Linked DNA regions of Mus musculus: region 2 is linked to region 1. Evidence: chromatin loops called from intact Hi-C (ENCODE). Cell type or tissue: left cerebral cortex. All regions are shown on one strand. Links, peaks and the distances in the headings refer to the core of each region. The heading gives the core; the rest is flanking DNA. Region 1 overlaps 1110002O04Rik (a long non-coding RNA gene). Region 2 has its middle 18 kb from the start of Gm33222.

The links. Peaks named below come from ENCODE experiments on the same cell type or tissue, not always from the same donor. Only the 100,000 strongest peaks of a DNase experiment are listed, where the experiment ranks them.
Region 2: it touches region 1 in a loop (1.9-fold over the local background); 1 of 42 quality-filtered maps calls a loop at or near these places.

Annotation. Positions count from the first base shown.
Region 1 is chr1:35,877,632-35,882,023 of GRCm38, reverse strand. 1110002O04Rik (a long non-coding RNA gene) reads right to left here. Exons shown (of 4, transcript XR_373312.4): 2 at 2,052-2,315; 3 at 1,196-1,342; 4 at 859-1,080. Among named protein-coding and RNA genes, the nearest start is that of 1110002O04Rik, 9.9 kb to the right of the region's middle. In left cerebral cortex, for the core only: a CTCF peak has its summit at 2,586; DNase peaks (open chromatin) are centred at 2,269 and 3,491; H3K27ac peaks cover 920 bases.
Region 2 is chr1:35,990,542-35,994,933 of GRCm38, reverse strand. No RefSeq gene overlaps it. Among named protein-coding and RNA genes, the nearest start is that of Gm33222, 18 kb to the left of the region's middle. In left cerebral cortex, for the core only: no CTCF peak of the experiment used is centred there; a DNase peak (open chromatin) is centred at 2,184.

The DNA of each region.
Region 1 (4,392 bases), core at 197-4,196:
TCAGAAAATGAGTGCTTCTGGATAGAGGAAGACAAGTGTCAAAGCAGGTCCCTGAAGCCCTGTGACTCAGATGTGTGCAAACTAGAAACGCTAACTTTGCTCTGAGGAGATGGCACAAGCATTCAGACGAGAGTTTTGTTCTCAGGATCCATGTTTTAAAAAGCCAATCCCTGGGAGCATAGATGCCCTGCAGGAATGTAAGACTGACACTAGCTAGACTCAGTGTCTCAAGAATCGACTGAGTCCAGACATTCAGAGAATGAGGGAGAGGTGCAAGGGATGTGTCCTGGTTTGAATATGCTTGGCCCAGGGAGTGGCACTATTCGGAGGTGTGGCCTTGGAGTGGGTGTGGCCTTGTTGGAGTGGGTGTGTCACTGTGGGGGTGGGCTTTAAGATCCTCATCCTTGTGCCTGGAAGTTACTATTCTGCTAGCAGTCTTCAGATGAAGATGCAGAACTCTCAGCTCCTCCTGCACCGTGCCTGCCTAGATGCTACCCTGCTCCCACCTTGATGATACTGGACTGAACCTCTGAACCTTTAAGCCAGCCCTAATTAAATGGTGTCCTTTATAAGACTTGCCTCGGTCATGGTGTCTGCTCACAGCAGTAACACTCTAAGACTGGATGGTAGTGAGTGAGACACCAGTCTCAGGCGGTTGACCCCCTGCCTTAGTGTCTTTTCTTTTCTTTCTTTTTTTTTTTTTTTTCTGGTTTTTGGAGACAGGATTTCTCTGTGTAGCCCTGGCTGTCCTGGAACTCACTCTGTAGACCAGGCTGGCCTCGAACTCAGAAATCCACCTGCCTCTGCGTCCCAAGTGCTGGGATTACAGGCGTGTGCCACCACTGCCTGGCCTTTAGTGTCTTTTCTTGTTGCTGTGATAAGATATGCTGACAAAGGATGTTTAGGGGAGGAAAAGTTTATTTTAAGAATCACGTCACCTGACCAGAGTGGGGCAATCCTGAACTTTGGAATGGCTGTCTCTGTCCCTGTGACTCCATACAATCTTCTGGCTGGAAGTGAGATGTGAAGCATTTTCCATCATGTTCTGCCTTCTCTGATGGCCAGCTCTCTGAACAAAGCCTAATGGAAAGCCTCATGATTGTCTCTAATCATTTGCCTTTGTGGTGCAAGCAACATGAGCTCCAGAATTCTGGATCTACTCGTTGGAAGCAATGCTGGGAACAGTTCAGCTAACCTTCACAGCCCCTGGGAGGTGGGTATCAGTGCCAGCTTACAGAGGAAGCCTTCAGGGTCCAGTGCTCAGCACTTCTGGTGCACCCAGGTGGGCAGTCTACTCTCTGGAGGCGTGGCCTGCAGTCCCAGGCTCCACTCACACCCATGCCTGTGGGTAGAAAGTAAAGGACAATCCACATAAAACCTTGTAAATGATGGAGACAGGATATCACCATCTCCTGTGATACAGCTCCTATATACATCTCCATCATTTACAAGCTATCTGATATGAGATTTGCAGTCCTAGAAGACATCAGGCTTCTGGAGAAAGACTTCAAGTTTCTGGTGGTGTGTGTGTGTGTATGTGTGTGTGTGTGTGTGTGTGTGTGTGTGTGTGAGAGAGAGAGAGAGAGAGAGAGAGAGAGAGAGAGAGAGAGAGAGAGAGAGGTGGTGGTAGTTTTAATAGGAATGGCCCCCATAGGTTAATTTATTTGAATGTTTGGTCATTAGGAAATGGTGCTAATGAGATTAGAAGCCTTGGCCTTATTGGAGGAATCATGTCACTGTAGGGCGGGTTATGGGGTTTCAAAAGCCTACACCAGTCCCAGAGTCTCTCTTCTTGCAGATCTGGATGTAGAACTCTCAGCTCCCTCTCTCACATCATGTCTGTTTGCTTGCCACCAGGCTGATGATGGACCAAACCTCTGAAACTGTAATCTAGTCCCAATGAAATGCTTCCCTCAGTGAGAGTTGCCATGATCATGGTGTCTCTTCACAGCAATAGAACACTGACTAAGACAGGGTGGCTGGACTCACAGCTGTCACGGATCCCTGCTGGAATGGAAAGGCCCCTCCCAGCCATGGTTTTCCCCACTTACAGAATGGAGATGGTGTCACAATCTGCAGAGTTGCAGGTCACAGGGCTGATAGTCAATTGTCATCGGTATCAATCTGCAGCCGGTGAACTATTCCGCAGCAGCTGCTGCTGTCTGAGCTTAGCTTCCCTGTCTGTAAAACGCGAGCACAGACCTAGCAGGCTGGGAGTGGGTTGACTCGCAGCTAAAGTGGAGCCTATGATCTCAGCCTCGGATGTCAACATTGGCAGGCTTCTCTGTACTCATGGAGAGAATATGTAGAGGCTCCTGCCAAGAAGGGGGAAAAATTGGATTTGCCCACATGCACCCGGCCCACTGATCTGTCTTCAGAGACAGAATGAGGAAACTACCTCTTTGATCCAACACTATTTTTATCTGCCTCTGAACAGTGCTAATGCTGCATTAAGTGTGCTGTGTGGAGAGGGGCCATCATCAGGCTGAAATGAGGGCGATCATTGTCCTGGTCCTATAAATGGCATATCTTGTCTTTGTGGATGGTGCTGGTGGGGGTCCAGATTTAGGCCACCTGCTGATGGATCTGAGCAACGGCATCCCTGCTCATGTGCCACAGGCACTGTCCAGTTGGGGAAGGAGGCTATGATGGTTTGTGTTAGCTGTCAGCCTGACATAGTCTACAATCACCTGGGAGATGGGCCTCTGAGAACAACTATGAAGGAGTATCTTATACTCATTGCTGAGAGAAGACCCCCTCACTGAGAGTGGAACCATCTCTCTGGGTTGGGTATAAAGAACTATATAAAAATGGAGATTATGAGCTGAGCTGTAGCATTCATTCATTCATTCATTCACTCACTCACTCACTTGTTGCTCTCAGTTCTTGACTGTGGGGGTGACTTGACCAGTAGATTCAAGTTCCTCCCACCTTGAATTCTCAACTGTGGTGGACTTGATTGATTGGGTTATTTTTTACCCTTTGAAACTAAGGCAGAGGCAGGGATGTCTATGGAGGAGGAAGGCCTGGTGGGTATCTGAGCTCTCTAAGGTCTCTTCTCTACTCTCCTGTCCCTAGCTTGGTGACAGGCTTTTCATGCATGCTTGTCACTCCATTATATCTTTTGCCATCAGGATCTGTTTGGGGAAAGGCTGCTGGGCCCCTGCTTATCCAGAGACTTGTGTATTTGTGGGCCACCTGTTTTGGAAAGGGAACAAACAGAAGGGTAGCTGTGTACTGGGCCTTGTGATCAAGGATAAGTACATGGAGAAAAGTGGGAATACATGGCTGTCACTCAAGCTGTGTGCCATTCTGCCAAGTGTGGCAGCTCTCCAGACAGAGATGGCTTAGGATCGAGTGTGACGAGACTGACTGGGTCACAGAGTGCCTGCACACATTAGGCGTGTCTGAGTGGGTGACCCGCCTTTGAACCAGGGAGTTGGACAGAGCAACTGAGTTCTCAGTGTGGGTGGACCTCATCCAATCAGCCAAAGGTCTCAAGAGAATGGAGTCTGAACAATGGGACATGGCCTGACTGCCTTGGCCCAACACTGGTCTTCTTGACTGGACTCAGATGCTAGTTTTCCTGGGTCTTGAGCCCACTGCCTTTGTGCTGGAGAGACAGTGTTGTCTCTCTCTGTTCTTATACATTTAGACAAGGATAGAATTCACACCAGCTGCTGTCCTGGTTCTCCAGCTTGCCAGTTGTTGTGGATAGCCCTGGGGCTAATTATATTTGATGTTAAATCTGTTCTCCTGTGAGGGGTTTCGAACAAGGAATGAGTCAGCACTCAGGTGATTTCCTGTAAACCTGCTTCCCACCTTAATTTGTAAAATAAAGGAAAGCTGATGATTGGGCAGATAAAAGAGAAGGTGGAGCAGAAGGGGAGAAAGAAGGAGAAAATGGAAGAGGGAGAGAGGATGCAGAGGAGGAGGGGGAAGAAGAAGAAAGAAGAAGGAGAAGAAGACGAAGAAGAAGAAGAAGAAGAAGAAGAAGAAGAAGAAGAAGAAGAAGAAGAAGAAGAAGAAGAAGAAGAAGAAGAAGATTCATCCATGACCAAAAGTGGCTTGGGGGAGGGAAGGATTTATTTGGCTTAAAGATCATGAGTCACAGTCCATTGAGGGAAGCCAAGGCAGGAACTCAGAACAAGAATCTGGAGGCAGGAGCTGATGCAGAGGTCGTGGAGAGGTGCTACTTACTGGCTTGTTCCCCATAACTCACTCAGCCTGTTTTCTTATAGAACCCAGAACCATCATTGGAGAGATGACCCCACCCACAGTAGACTGGACCCATAATTTAAAAATTGAGCTACAGGTTTGCCTACAGCCAGATCTTAGGGAGTCATTTTCTCAGTTGAGATTCTTTTTTTCTCAGATGACTCCAGCGTGTGC
Region 2 (4,392 bases), core at 302-4,301, 110 kb before region 1:
TTTGGGTATCTGAGAGTTGTGCCCGGTGTGTCTACATCCTGAGTCCCATTCTCACTGAGGGGGAGCTCCTGGAACCATGTGCAGATAAGCTGTCTAGCCTGACATCTTCCCCAGCCCCATTCTCCTGGACTTACCCATCCCATTCCAGTTAACCATTGACTCCAGCAAGCATCAGTTCCCTAGTTCTCAAGACACTCCTGCCGTGGGGATCAGGGATGCTGTACTGTTCTTACAGTATCATATGTGTCTTATTAGGGTTTCTATTGCTGTGATGAAATACCACAACCAAACAACATGGGGAGAATAGGGTTTATCCAATCTACACATCACAGTTCATCATCAAAGGAAGCCAGAACAGAAACTTAAACAGGGTAGGAACTTAGAGGCAGGAGCTGATGCAGAGGTCATGGAGTGGTGCTGCTTACTGGCTTGTTCCCCATGGCTTGCTCAGCCTGCTTTTTAAATAGCACCCAGGGCCATCAGCTCAGGGATGAAACTACTCACCATGCGACACAGGCTCTTGTCTTAGTTAAGGTTTCATTGCTGTGTGGTCAGGTTCATACTATGGCTACAGCAACTCTTATAAAGGAAAACATTTAGTTGGGGCTGGCTTCGAGTTTCAGAGGTTCAGGCCATTATCGTCATGGTGGGAAGCATGGCAGCTTGCAGGCAGGCATGGTGCTGGAAGAGCAGAGAGTTCTACATCTTGATCTGAAGTCAAGCAGGAGGAGTGTTTTACACTGGGCAGGATTTGAGCATATATATTACCCCAGAGCTTCCCACCACCACCCACCACCACAGTGACACACTTCCTCCTTCAAAGTCACACAATAAGTCCACACCTCCTAGTAGTGCCACACTTCATGGTCCAAGCATTCAAACACATGAGTCTATGGGGCCATACCTATGCAGCCCTCCCCGATCAATCACTAATTAAGAAAATGCCCTGCAGGCTTGCCTGCAGCCCTGTCTCATGGAGGCATTTTCCTAATTGAGATTTCCTTCTCTCAGATGACTTTAGCTTGTGTCAAGTTGACATAAAACTATCGAGCAAATCCTGTAAGGCTCTGGTCCCTGCTTACCCCAGAATGATTTGCCTTGACTCTAATACTATGCTCAGGGCTCTCTGTCTCCCTCCTACCAGGGTTCTGCCAAGGGCGTCAGCTCCAGAAGTCCCCTTTAGAGCCAACTTTCCACCACTGCTCCTAAAGCTAGTTGTCTGAAGTGGTCTTCCCCCGAAGCAGGTTCTGAATACAAGTTTTGCATGCTGAGTGGCTTTGACAGCATCTTTTGGCATTCCAGAATGGGGATGGTCTCAGAGCTTACTTGCATGGGGTGACAGGCTTGGTCTTTGGAACCCATACAAAGCAGCTATTGGCCTACAGACTGGCCCTGGAAGAGGGTTAAAGGAACTTGGGGGCTGCAGCTGTGGGCAAGTGAGGTAGAACTGAGCCATCTTCCCTGGAGCAGCTGGCAAGTTTATGCCCAGAAGGAGAGTGTCCTGCCTTGCCAGCCACCAGAAGTGGGATAGCAGAACACTTCCATGAGGGTGTCTTGCTGCCCTGGGTGAGTCTGACATGGCATGGGAGGTATCTGTGACCCAGGAAAAATGGGTCCAGGTGGTGGCATGGCACGGGAGCCAACATCCTGGTTAGATCTTCATGAGTTCTTCATCTAGCCAGGCCAGGAGCTAAGTGCAGATGAACTATGGGGTCCTCTGTGATGGTACAGGGCCTTTGCTTGAGCTCAGGCTACAGTGACAGGCCAGTGCTGTCCTTTCTGCTTCCTCTTTGCTTCTTGTACTCCACCCTAAACGTTGTAAGGAGGTGGGGAAGTGAGGGAAGGGTGGTTGAGACCACAGTGCCAAAGGGCATTTTGGTCTAAATTGAAGTGTACCCCCTGCTCTGTCATTTGTCTGCTTATTATCTGCCCATCTGTCTCTCACCTCCGCCCCACCTGGCTCCTATTAACTTCTGTCCACACAGGGGCCTTGCTGACACCACAGGCATGTGTCCTTGAGGGACAAAGCTTAGCCCACTGGGCTGCCTTCTCTCTCTTCAGTGAGCCAGGCCCAGCAAGCTCAGAACAGTGGCGCAACTCCAGATTTCATTAAATCAAGGGAGGAAAATATTTTTGAAAGAGGGTAAATAGAACTTAATTTGCCATGTGGTTGGAATTAACAGAGAACACTTCCCAGCAGCCTCTGAAAGGTTTGGTGGTTGAAACAGCTTCATTGGCTCTGGCTTGGGCCTCAGTGCTATTCAAAGCCTCCATCATCAGAGCTGGCGGCGGCTGCTGGCTGGGGTGGGGTACACGACGCATCTTGGGTAAATGTTTGCCTTTCAGTGGCTGCACTGAGGGACACAGCTGTGGAAGAGCTTCTTCCTCTCCGATAGAAATTTCTCCCTGAGTTTCATGAGGGTGGCTGCATTCTTGGGGTGGGGAGCTGGCAACAAGGAGAAAGGCTCCCAAGAGTCACTCCGGCTGCCCTGGACCCACCCTTATTCTGCTCAGGATGTGCCATGCACAGCTGGCAGCCATATGCTGTGGGGGAAAGAGTCTGTGGTACTGCTGTAATCTGACCATTTCCTGTCCAAGTTTCTTTGTTGGTAGACTTAATCCCAAATGCTGTGTTGACGTTTGTCTTAGTTTGGGTTTCTATTGCTGTGAAGAGACACCATATCCATGGCAGCTTTTGTAAAGGGAAGACATTTCATTGAGGCTGGCTTACAGTTCAGGGGTTTAGTCCATTGTCATCGTGGCAGGAAGCATGGCAGCGTGCAGGCAGACATGGTGCAGGAGAGGTAGGTAGCTGAGAGTTCCACATCTGGATCTGCAGGCAGCAGGAAGAGGTTGAGATATAAGGTCTGGCTTGAGCATCTGAGACTTCAAAGCCCACCCTGAGTGACATACTTCCTCCAACAAGGTCACACACAGGATGAGCCTGGGGAGGCCAGTACTTGTAGATAAGTACCCTCAGAGGTAATCAGGGTTACCTGAGGTCATGACAGTGGCCTCCATGAACTGAGATTACAAATACATGTCATCTTGCCTGACTTTTAGACATGGGTTCTGGGTTGGACTCAGGTTCTTAGGTTGTGTGATCAAGCGTGTTGCCAATTGACACATATCTTCTCAGCTCTGCATTAAGGGACTTTACTTTTCTTCAGTTGAGGACTGAAGAAACAGAAGCAGAAGAAAGAAAAGAATTAGAAAGAAGAAAAAGAAAAGGAGGAGGAGGAGGAAGAGGAGAGAGGCCTGAGCTAGTATACTCTTTCTTGTGCCATGTGATGTGCCCAGCCATGGAATAATTAATGTAACAAGACGGTCATTACCAGAAAAAGCCCTGCCATCTTGAATATCTGTGCTCCAGAAGCAGGCACCAGGCCTCACAGATAAAGTTAAGGCAATAGAAATGGGGTGAGTAGGGGCTGGAGAGATGGCTCAGTGGTTAAGAGCACTGACTGCTCTTCCTGAGGTCCTGAGTTCAAATCCCGGCAACCACATGGTGGCTCACAACCATCAGTAACAAGATCTGATGTCCTCTTCTGGAGTGTCTGAAGACAGCTACAGTGTACTCACATATAATAAAATAAAATATATAAATCTTTAGCCGGGCGTGGTGGCGCACGCCTTTAATCTTAGCACTCGGGAGGCAGAGGCAGGTGGATTTCTGAGTTCAAGGCCAGCCTGGTCTACAGAGTGAGTTCCAGGACAGCCAGGGCTACACAGAGAAACCCTGTCTCGAAAACCAAAAAAAAAAAAAAGAAATGGGGTGAGTGAGGCACTGACCAGTGGCCTACTGTAGACATTGCTTATCTGTGTGTCCTAGTTTGCTTTCTATTGCTGTGATAAACACCATGACCACATGACAAACAGCTTAGGGAGGAAATGTGGTGGTTTGAAGATGCTTGGCCCAGGGAGTGGCACTATTTGGAGGTGTGACCTTGTTGGAGTAGGTGTGGCCTTGTTGGAGGCAGTATGTCCCTGTGGGGGTGGGCTTTGAGAGCTTCCTCCTAGCTGCCTGAGGATGACAGTCTTCTCCTGTTTGCCTTCAGAACAAGATGTAAAACTCTCAGCTCCTCCTGCACCATGCCTGCTTGGGTACTGCCAGGATTCTACTATGATAATAATGGACTCAACCTCTGAATCTTAAGCCAGCCCCAATTAAGTGTCCTTTGGAAGAGTTGCCTTGGCCATGGAGTCTGTTCATGGCAGTAAAACCCTAACTCAGACAGGGAGGAAAGGGTTTATTTGGCTTCCACATCCTGAGCACATTTCATTACTGAGAGAAGTCAGGGCAAGAACTCAAGTAGGAACCTGGAGGTAGGAGCCATGGAGGGAAGCAGCTTACTAGTTTGTTTCCTGTGGCTTCCTCAGTTTTCTTTATTA